Linked DNA regions of Homo sapiens: region 2 is linked to region 1. Evidence: chromatin loops called from intact Hi-C (ENCODE). Cell type or tissue: B cell. All regions are shown on one strand. Links, peaks and the distances in the headings refer to the core of each region. The heading gives the core; the rest is flanking DNA.

Region 1 (5,379 bases), core at 52-5,051:
TCAAACTACCAATATATTTCTACACCTTCCCCTAAAGAAATCCTGATAGTAAAAGCTAAAGTGTTGAAATACACCTGCATGTCTGGAGTGGAGAGTGGTCATTGTCTATCTATTTATTTATTTTTCTGGCCTTTGCAATGAAGTCAGAGGTCATAAATTTGAAACTCCCTAGGGAAAAAAAAAAAAGAAAAAAATCTCCTTTGTTTGAAAAAATTAGATCCCTAATGAATCTGTTTCAGTTGTTACAATCAGATGTTTCAATTTGAAAACTTGATGAGATGAATTCAGATGTTACAATCTGAAAACTCTATAGAAAGACCAAATGGGGGCAAAAATGTAAATGTGTTATGTCAAAATATAACAAAGAAGTTATAAAGTCCCCTTCCATAATGGTTACTTGAGAGAGGCTGGTCAGATGCAAATTAGGGGCTTAGACCACTGTTTAAAATTAAGATCACAATTTAGTCCTATTATGATTATTCCAAGAAATAATGGTTACAGAGTCTGCCCTAGGATGGAGAAGGGGGTGTCCACTTTATCAGAGACCAAGCGCAAGACTCTTGACCAGGAAATGTCCTTGGATTGTTACTTCTATTGGCTTAGCTATGTATTATTCCTGAGAGATCTTATGCTCTTTCTCAGTCCAGTCATTCAGAGCCGTTCCTTCCACTGCCCCTCTCTCCTGCAATCTAACTGTCTGTCTTGAAAGATCAGTTGCTGAAAGTTTATAGGTCACCTCCATGCAGTAGGCTGGTTCTCTATGGGCCTGAGACTAGGGAGACCCAGCAACTGGGGCCCACACACTGCTTGCTGGTGTGTACACATTATCAGTTAAAGGCTCTGCTGTTGTTTTGGGGAACACATATAAAGTGGGGCTCCTGCCACCCTAGAGCTGATACGTTGTCAGCAGCCATCTGACAGATGGGTCCTTCGTGTCTTGGCATCCTTCTCTACAATGCAGAGTGAATTAATTGAGTGTGCACCAGTCAGAGAGAGAATTCCTAGCCTGCTACAGGAAAAGGCATCCTTAAGAAACCCTAAGTGGAAGATGTGATCATTTAAGGGTAAAGGCTATTTAAGCATTGATTTAGCCTAGCTATGGGACTGACTTGGTTAATCAAAGTCAGCTCACTATTTACTTCCCTGAAATAATTTCCTTTTCTATTCTAGTTAGGGTCATCTGGGTCACTTTCTTCTCTGAGATTTCTAGAAATTACTTCTGCAGGGTTGGACACGGTGGCTCATGCCTGTAATCCCAGCTACTAGGAGGCTGAGACAGGAGAGTCACTTGAACTCAGGAGGCAGAGGTTGCAGTCATCTGAGATCATGCCATTGCACTCCAGCCTGGGCGACAAGAGTGAAACTCCATCTCAAAAAAAAAAGTAACTGCAGTGGACAAACTTTTCTCTGGAAAAAAAAAAGTATTTTATATTATAGATGATATATATTATATATGTATATATTATATGATATATCATATTATATATATTTTGTATTATATATGATATATATATAATATAAAATATATGTGTATATATATATTTTTTGAGATGGAGTTTTGCTCTTGTTGCCCAGGCTGGAGTGCAATGGTGCCATCTTGGCTCACTGCAACCTCTGCCTCCCGGGTTCAAGCGATTCTCCTGCCTCAGCCTCCTGAGTAGCTGGGATTATAGGTGCCCGCCACCACGCCCGGCTAATTTTTTGTATTCTCAGTAAAGATGGGGTTTCACCACGTGGCCAGGCTGGTCTGGAACTCTTGACCTCAGGTGATCTGCCCACCTTGGCCTCCCAAAGTGCTAGGATTACAGGCGTGAGCCACCGCGCCCAGCCCCAATATATATATTTTTAAGATACGCAAGTTACAGTATGTATGATCTTGAACTGTCCCCAGAATTTGATACTGATGATGTTAGGGCAGTAGTTATCAATGAGGGGTGACATTTGGCAATGACTAGAAACAGTTTTGGTTGTCAGAGAGAGAGAGAGAGAGTGTGCGTGCGTGTGTGTTTGTGTGTGTGTGTGTGTGTGTGTGTGTGTCTGGTAGGTAGGGGTCAGAGATGCTGCTACACATCCCACAGTGCATAGGACAACCACCCCATGAAAAAATGTCAATAAAGCCACTTGGAGGACCCCTCTGTTAGACTGAGCCCCCCAAAATGCTTCTAAAATCCTGGCATATAGCTAACTAGGAGAAGTCACAGCGTAAAAGTAAAAAGCTGGTCTGGCTAAAGCTTTGGGGCCTATTTGAATCCAAGGTCTGTCCTGGGGTGGGGGCTGGCATTAAAAGTCAAGGGGGACCCTTCTTTGCCTTTGCCAGCCCTGGCCATCCCTCTCATTTTCACAGACACGTGCCACCTGTTTTCTGCCTTATACTGTCTCACCATCTAGTGGTCACCTGAAATATCAATTCACCTTCACCATCTTTGGGCCCTTCTAGAGCCAGTCATTTAAAAATTCCCATGTTGGGGGGCAGTGGGCAAAAGGAACCCCCTGAATGACGTCAATGATTTAATTAATAAGTGAATTCAGCATCTTGAAGGCCCTAGTAGAGCCACAGAAAGAGCAGCTATAAGGAATTAGGATGGACACTTCCTAAGATTTCAAAAGCCCATGAAGGCCCCCCCAAAAAAATCGAGGGGCTGATTATAAATAAGGTCTGTCTTTTGAAAAGAGAAACCCACAGGGCTTTCTGCTTAAATCCCTCGGACACAGATGTTACATAACCATAGATTTTAAAAAAGGTATCTATTTAAAAGGATGTGTTCAAGTGGTCTCAGTAATGTAAGTACCTATATACTTCCTAAATAACACTATCTATTCTTGACAGGTTTCCTGTTTTCATTTTTTTCAACTGGACCACCAGCTACTACAACCCTAGAAAAATGGAGGCACAGATATGTGGGTCCCAGAGCCCTGGGGGAGCTGGAATGGATACTCGCTAACACACGGGACACGAGATTCTCTTTCCTTTGGAAGGGTCCTGTCCATGGCCCTTCTTGGGTTCTGGACTGTCCTACAATGCCTGACTTTAGTTTCTGTGGATCATGATAAGCATTATTCATTTTTTCCCCCTCAAATATCCCACAGCTTCAAACTTACCTGAATGCAGGTTCCCTGTAAAAATACCATCATGTAATTTGCACATTAGCAATCAGTTTGATGAATGGCAAAATCGTTCAAATGGAAAAGAGGAGAGAGATAGTGTGGTCTTTTGATGGAGGGGGAGAGGCAAGAGCCAGATAAATCAGAAGAGAGAGGCGAGGCTCTTGCAGCCCAAGTCTTAATTTCCTTGTAAGAATCGATGCTCACTCAGTGGTGACACTGAGCTTGTGAAAGCTCAACTGTGACACTCTTTAGAAAGTAGTACAGAGATTTTTTTCCTTCCCATTATCAACTCATTAAAGGAAGTTAAAAGTACTTACTCTGTCCCACACACAGTGTGTGTGTGACAATGTCGGAAACATTGACTGACTCATAATAAATTTGAGATTGGATAACAATTTATACTACCTTTATACCTCTCTCCTCGCCCCAAATTGAATCATTAAAAAACATTTAGTAAGATCCAATGTGCAGTTCTGTGGGCAGAACTCCACAAGTCAAAATACTCCTGAATTTAAATACTCCTGAGGTTTAACAAATTACTCTGCAATGCAATTTGGGATTTTACTCTAAGGAAGTACAACAGAGGCACACTCCCTTAATTTCCATTGCCCTGTCACAGATCAGTTGCCTAACATTCTTCCCATAGCATAGCTCCCAGTTGTTGCATGTAGAAAAGCGCTCCACTGATTCTAACTTGAAAGGTGTGTGACTCGTGTGTGCTCAAAGAGCATGTGACGATCAACATAATGAAAAGTCAAACATTGTTTTGTTGTGTTGTTCCCTACCTCTTTCTTGGAGGTCTCTTCATCTTCAATTCCCATGAGCTGGCCTGGTTCACCATCTGGCTGTTGGAAAGGAAACTAAACACATTTTCTTTCTTTCTTTTTTTTTTTTTTTTCATGTGTAATAACCATAGAACAATCCAAGCTCAGGTCCTTGAGCTCAGCCTCGGTATTGAGTTGATTTATAGTTAGGAGCTAATCAAAACAGAAGGGGGAGCTGGATAGGCAGGGGTGACAGGTGACACTTTTACAGGACAAGTCAAAAAGTAAGTTATCTCCTCATCTCTCTCTGGCACATCATTCACCTGAGAGTGACTTCACACAATTATAAATGTGGCAAGGTGGCATTCGTCTACTGCTTGAGTTGACCTTTATTTACAAAATGTAAACAAAGAATGTACTCTGAAAGGTGGAGACAGAAAGACAGAATGAGATGGCTGGCACTTTTAGAACTTACATGTTAATAGTCTAATGAGAAATGCAAAAAACAGAAAAACAAAGACACAAACAAAAAAAAAACCCAGCAACAACAGAAAACTAACCAAACCCAAAACCTCACTTGGAGCAGGGAGAAAAAAAAAAATCTAGGAGGAAAATAAATTTCTAAAATTAAAAGTCGAGGCTTGGTATGGTGGCTCACACCTGTAATCTCAGCACTTTGGGAGGCCAAGGTGGGCAGATCACCTGAGGTCAGGAGTTCAAGACCAGCCTGGCCAACATGGTGAAATCCCATCTCTACTAAAAAATATAAAAGTTAGCTGGGCATGCTGGCAGGCACCTGTAATCCCAGCTACTGGGGAGGCTGAGACAGGAGAATCACTTGAACCCGGGAGGCAGAGGTTGCAGTGAGCCGAGATCATGCCACTGTACTCCAGCTTGGGCGACAGAGTGAGACCCTGTCTCAAAAAACAAAAAACAACAAAAAGAACCCAAAAAACCCAAAACATGTTTTGGGGTACTTATATGTGCCAAGCACTGGGTTGAACATGTTACCCTTTAAAAAAGACTCCAGATTTCTCAAATTGTAACTGCTTCTAGTAGCTGGCCCTCTTTTTGGGGGAATTAAGAAAAAAAGGCCAGGTGCCATGGCTCACACCTGTAATCCCAGCACTTTGGGTGGCTGAGGCGGGCAGATCATCTGAGGTCAGGAGTTCGAGACCCGCCTGACCAACATGGTGAAACCCCGTCTCTACAAAAAATACAAAATTAGTGGGGCGTGGTAGTGCATGCCTGTAATCCCAGCTACTCGGGAGGCTGAGGCAGGAGAATCGCTTGAACCCGGGAGGCGGAGGTTGCAGTGAGACAAGATTGCACCACTGCACTCCAGCCTGCGCAACAAGAGCAAAACTCCGTCTCAATAAAAAAAAGAATATATCCTCTTTTTGAAATACCTCTCCTCTCCTTTGTTCAGGGGCTTCTTTCCCCCAATTTATATTCGTGCCTTCCTTCCAGTCTCTAAATTGCATAAAGGCCACTTAGGACTTGCAGACTT
Region 2 (5,379 bases), core at 180-5,179, 340 kb before region 1:
TGGGACTCCTCCATTAGTCCATGGGGTGAGCGTGCAGGACCCTTCCCTGAGGCTGAAGGGAAGAAGGGGTGAAAGGGCTTTTCATTCTGGGCTCTCTGCTCACTGAGGCCCCCAGGGTCACCATGAGCATGCAGGATAAGCTGCAGATGAGGCAGGGGTGCCAACTTCCATGGAACACGTTGGGAACTGTGTCCCCTGTGGAGGGGGAGAGAGGAGCAGGTGTCCCTGCTGCAGCTGACACAGCCTCATGCTCAGGGCCAGCGTGTGAGCCAGACAAGTCAGGCCACAGACGGATTTCAGCTCCAACAAACACAATCCTCACATATGGCGGCTCCGCGGAGCCCCATCCCGCCGGCCACTGGGCTTTCTTCCTGAAGGGAAGCCAGTGGGCCCCATAGCTATCAGCATCGAGGCTACCCGTGGTCACTTGGACAACTGTTCCCCCAAGTGTGGAGCATGTCCTGCTGGCAGTGGCCGGGGCAATTCTGTTTTAATTGTATTAGGTTTATAATAGAACTTTCCTGCAAAAATGATTTACAAACAATGAGAGCCCAGATGATGTGCATTATTGTGCACTGAGTGTCCGTGTGTGTCCCTGCCTTTTTTGTTTACAAACACATTTTAAGGCCACTTCTGTTGGTTCACAGATAGGATAAAACCTGTAAGGATGGTTGAATAGTGGCCCTGAGGTCCTAGTCCATGGAACCTGTGGATGGGTATGACCTGAGTTAGAAAAAGGGTCTCAGAAGCAGTAATCAAATTAAGGATCTTGAAATGAGATAAGCCCACGTTTAGTGAGGCTCCTAAATCCAAAGACAAGTGTCTTTATAAGAGAAAGACAGAAGAAGATATGACCCACAGTGACACAGGGAGAAGTCCACATGAAGATGTAGGCAGAGGCCACAAGACGTAGATGAGGCAACAAACCAAGGAAATAGCAGGAAATAGCTGGAGGCCCCAGAAGCCAAAAGAGGCCAGGAAGGATCACCCCTAGAAAGTCCAGAGGGAGCATCAGCCTCTCTTGGCCTCCAAAACTGGGAGAGAATCCAGTTTTACTGTTCAAAGCCACCACCTTTGTGGCAATTTCTTACAACAACCCTAGGAAACTGATACAGGTGACACCCAAGTGGAGACACTGTCATCAATGGCTGTCCCACATCTTCTGGGGGCCCAGCATGTGCCCAGCCCACCTACACTCTATCTGAACTCCCCATGTTCCCTCTTCTTGACCCTGAGACTTTATCCACTCAATCCCCAGTCCAGAAAGTCTCTGTCTGTTCTCCCTACATCCAGATTTCCAAAAGAACCCCCATCTTTCCAGAAAGAGCCTCCTTTTTGTCTTCCTCCCCCAACACTAATGAGATGACCTCGTCCTCTGCTGAACAACAAGAAAACACTCATTACCCACATGCACACTCATGGGCACTCAGTATGTGCTAACTGTCATGCACATGTGTTTATAATGCTGAGCATATGATGATACTTGGTCATCCATGCTGGAGTCTGCAAGGCATTGCTGCACCTTGAATCTCACACTGACAGACCGTCGACATCCTAGACAGACAGACACGAGATGTCCCGGGGAAGCAAACAGATCTGCCAATGTCGTTCCCGGTGGCATCTGAGCTAAGGGGTGGACAGTGGGTCAGTCTGTCTGTCTTTGTCCTGTACCACATTTATCGAGACCAGGGGTCACCTTAGTTCCCCTCCCTGTCACAGTGCCGAGTCCAGTGCCTGGGGAGCTAAGCAGGGAGGCTGACGGGGAGTTCCAGGAGCAGCTCCATTTGGCTGTCCTTAAGGTGCTGGGAAGAGAGCTGGTGGTAAGCTCCTCCATGGGGGCAACTGGCAGAGCTCTGGCTGATTCTGTTGGATTCCACCAGTGACCATCAGAACCTCCCAGGTAGCGGGGGCTACCAGCTCTCTGCCAGCGTCTCAGCAGGGGTTCCATCCAAGCTCTACCCCATAAAGGAAAATTCAAGAACTGGAGCTGATGGGGGCAAAAGTGAGGGAAGAGTCCATGGGAACAGGGAACGAGGAGTCAGCCAGCAAGTACCATGACCCCCGAGGCTCACTTCGTACTTGGAGTTCCCATGCCTCTGGAAGTCACCCACACACACACAATTCTGTGCACAATTCCCAGGTACCCTGAGTTGGCACTTCAGAGGGTGCTGGGCTGGACCTGGATTCCCAGCTGTGGGTTATACATTGGAAAACTCTTAAGGAGAGACGAGGGGCATCCACAGGGCACCTGGAGAGCACAGAGGTGATATCGATGGCACCTGTGCCTGTCACAGGACGGCCCAACGAGAAAGCAGAGAGTTGCATGGTCCCCTGGCCTTTGCATGGGGGAGACATCCTCTTGTCCTGGTGGTACAGACCAGCATTTAGCCCTGAGATGCCCTCCATGGGGCGTGGCAGTATCAAGCACAGCCCAATGGGCAATTTCGCTGGATACAGAGGAGGGAGATGGAGGTGAGGTTGAGAGCCACAGATGAGGAAGAGAGCTCAGAGCCAGCTTCTTGATGGAATTTCCACCTACCCAACCCCCTGCATCCCAGCCTCTCCCACATGGGGCTTGACCCTTGACCTTCCTTAACAAAAACAACCTTTCTTCTTCAACAACTGGCCCCAACTGTAAGATGAATTCTTGCCTGGATTTAAATTCTCTCTGGGAAACAAGACTACTCCATGTCCTTGCCTACCCTGGAAGGCTCTGGGGGTTGGGGAGCAGAGGTGTGGGGAGAGCACTCAAGTGCCATCTGCCTGTAGGGGGCACTGGAGCTACACAAAGGTGGAGGCAGAGTTGCCCCAGCAAAGGATCCCCCAGGGCCAAAGACCTCAGGCATGAGACAGAGCCAAGGGTTAGCTCTTGAGCCAAACAGACAACAATGAACCACAGAAGGATGGTAATTCAGGCACTGCTGGCCAGATGGGACCCTGCAGCATTTCCCACAGGGTATTCATTTTTCCCAATCAACAATCAAGCAAGGCTAAGGCTGAGCTCCTTAATGCTGGGGAGAGGGGAGAAAGGAAGAGGAAATTGAGATCCAGAGAAGTTGAGCCATTTGCCCCGGTTGCCCAGTGATTGCAGCTTAAAATAGCCATTTTTCCAGGAAGCAGCCCCACTTAGTTCGCCTTTTATTTATTTCCAAGCATGGTGAAGAGTGTGCCTCTTACCACTTCACATGTAAGCAATGTACCCTGCAGCCTCACATAACTACTCATCTTTCTATTTCACATGGGCTCTTAAGCCCATCCACAGACCCACTTTAGCTTTACAATGACCCTGCAGAGAGAACTGAGTGAGCTTTCTTTTTAGAAATAGTGAAACTAGAGGCACCAAGAGCTGTGATTCATGTTCTCCTGGGTCCTGGAGGGAACCTGCACCTGGTTCAGAGCTTGGCACAGGTGGCCAGTACTCAAGGATATTGGTGACTTCTCAATATTGAATTCTCCGTCTTCTACCACATGCCCTCCCCACTAGTTTAGGGTCACTTTGATTGTCTCATAGACGTCATGCCTCTGTTACTCTCCCTTTTGGGCCTGACCCCTGTGGCACTTGGGGCTGACTCCTGCCCATCCCAAATCCCCAGTGTCTATGCCTTGGGCGGGTGCCTTCGAGTGCCCAGTCTGGATGCACCTCCAAAGAGAGCATTACCTGCTATTTCTGAAGAGGTCTGCCCAGGGGTCCTGCATGGCTTCAGTCCCTCAAGTGCGGGAGGGTGGCGGCTTCTTCTTCGCACCCAGGTTGGTGTGCGAAGTCTACTGGCTCTCAGCTGAACACAGCTCTGCAAGAAATTCCCTTTGTACCTGTAGAAGAGAGAAGCATGCTTGCAGTAACCAGCCTGGAGAGCACATGCCTGGAAAAATCTGGAAAGTCACTGTGGGGTGCCCAGGAGAACACGGGGCTCAACCTCTAACTAGCTGGTCAGCTCTGAGCAACTCCTGATCCCTCCATACCTCATCCCCCACCTCCCCAGGATAATGCGCCTAGCTTCAGAGGTTGTTGTAGGAACTAAATGAGGTGGTCACAAAATGCTTCCCAGGATGCTTAGTCATAGCAAGGGCTTAGTCAAGGATAGTTGCTGCAATTAGGTTTTAAGCTACGTGGTCTTGACTACTTGCTTCACAGACTGTCCAACAGTTTATTCTTCAATGATGGAAATGTTCTGTAATCTGCATTGACAAATACAGCAGCCATTAGGCCCATGTAGCTATTGTGCATTTGAAATGTAGTTAGTGTGTCTGAGAAACTGAGTCTTAAATTGTATTTCACTTTAATGAATTTAAATAGCCACGTGTGGCTAGTGACCACTGTACTGGACAGCATTCTTCATAGACCTTCCATCTGGAGGAGCCCTACTGGATCATCTGATTTATTTGTCTTCAAATAAATTTTCTTCAAATAAGATGTATTTGTCTTCAAAACAAAGTATTCACATCTCAGAGGGATGTGATGAGGGTAGAGAAAGAAAAACACTAGAGCTTCTATTTATATTTATTTTCATCTAGTCTTTCTTATTTGTGACCACCATATTGGACAACATTCTTCATAGACCTTCCATCTGGAGGAGCCCTACCAGATCATCTGATTTATTTGTCTTCAACACGAAGTATTTACATCTCAGAGGGAAGGCATGATGACAGTAGAGAAAGAAAAACACTAGAGCTTCTATTTACATTTATTTTCATCTAGTCTTTCTTATTTCTATTGTTTCATGTCCTTTCTTGTTTCTATTGTTTCATGTCATAGAGCAGAATATATGTATAATTTGTAAATGAACAAATACACATTTAATAGGTGCAGGCTACAAATTATTTTACTAATAGGAATGTGCAACCACAAACAGGCCATCAACCTAGTATAGCACCCCCATTATATAGGCAAAAGAATGAGACGAAGAGCCAGGCCTGCAATATGCCTTAAGCTCTTTTAGAAGATCTTTGCACTGCTTCTAACTGCCTGGTCAAGCCACAAGTAATCCCTTCCCTTTACAAGCCTCAGTTTACAATATTTCTACTCCACAGTGCTCCTCAGAACCGGCTATTTTCCTTTCTCATTTATCTGAGCCACCGCCAAGATCCAGCCGCAGTCCCCTAATCACCAGGGCCGCTCACAAAATTTTAAATAAGATCTACAGAATGCAGTATCCTCTTGGGCACTGGTTTTTCCTGGCAGCAACAATGAGAAAGTGACATTTTGTTCATCTTTTCCGGCCTCTGTGTTTGGGAGAAGCTCCCCTCAACTGGGCATGATTGCCTCCCCTGTCTGGGGCAGGAGCTGTCATTCCCCGGCTGGGGGGAGGGGAGGTTAGTTTGGTGGGGGAGGCAGTGGTGGCTGGTTTGTTCTTTGAAGCAGTTGTCAAGAACACAGGTTCC

Evidence for each region. Hi-C counts contacts between places; a loop is a spot of excess contacts. Peaks named below come from ENCODE experiments on the same cell type or tissue, not always from the same donor. Only the 100,000 strongest peaks of a DNase experiment are listed, where the experiment ranks them.
Region 2: a loop joins it to region 1, with 13 times the contacts of the local background. A loop is called at or near these places in 49 of 110 quality-filtered maps.

Annotation. Positions count from the first base shown.
Region 1 is chr20:58,861,587-58,866,965 of GRCh38, reverse strand. It overlaps LOC101927932 (a long non-coding RNA gene), which reads left to right. Exons shown (of 5, transcript NR_126334.1): 5 at 2,828-3,210. It also overlaps a transcript of GNAS not described here. Among named protein-coding and RNA genes, the nearest start is that of GNAS, 27 kb to the left of the region's middle. In B cell, for the core only: a CTCF peak has its summit at 2,358 (motif pointing left); a DNase peak (open chromatin) is centred at 2,375.
Region 2 is chr20:59,205,336-59,210,714 of GRCh38, reverse strand. ZNF831 (zinc finger protein 831) reads right to left here. Exons shown (of 6, transcript NM_178457.3): 4 at 3,659-3,810. Among named protein-coding and RNA genes, the nearest start is that of ZNF831, 44 kb to the right of the region's middle. In B cell, for the core only: CTCF peaks have their summits at 2,565 and 2,765 (motif pointing right); a DNase peak (open chromatin) is centred at 2,784.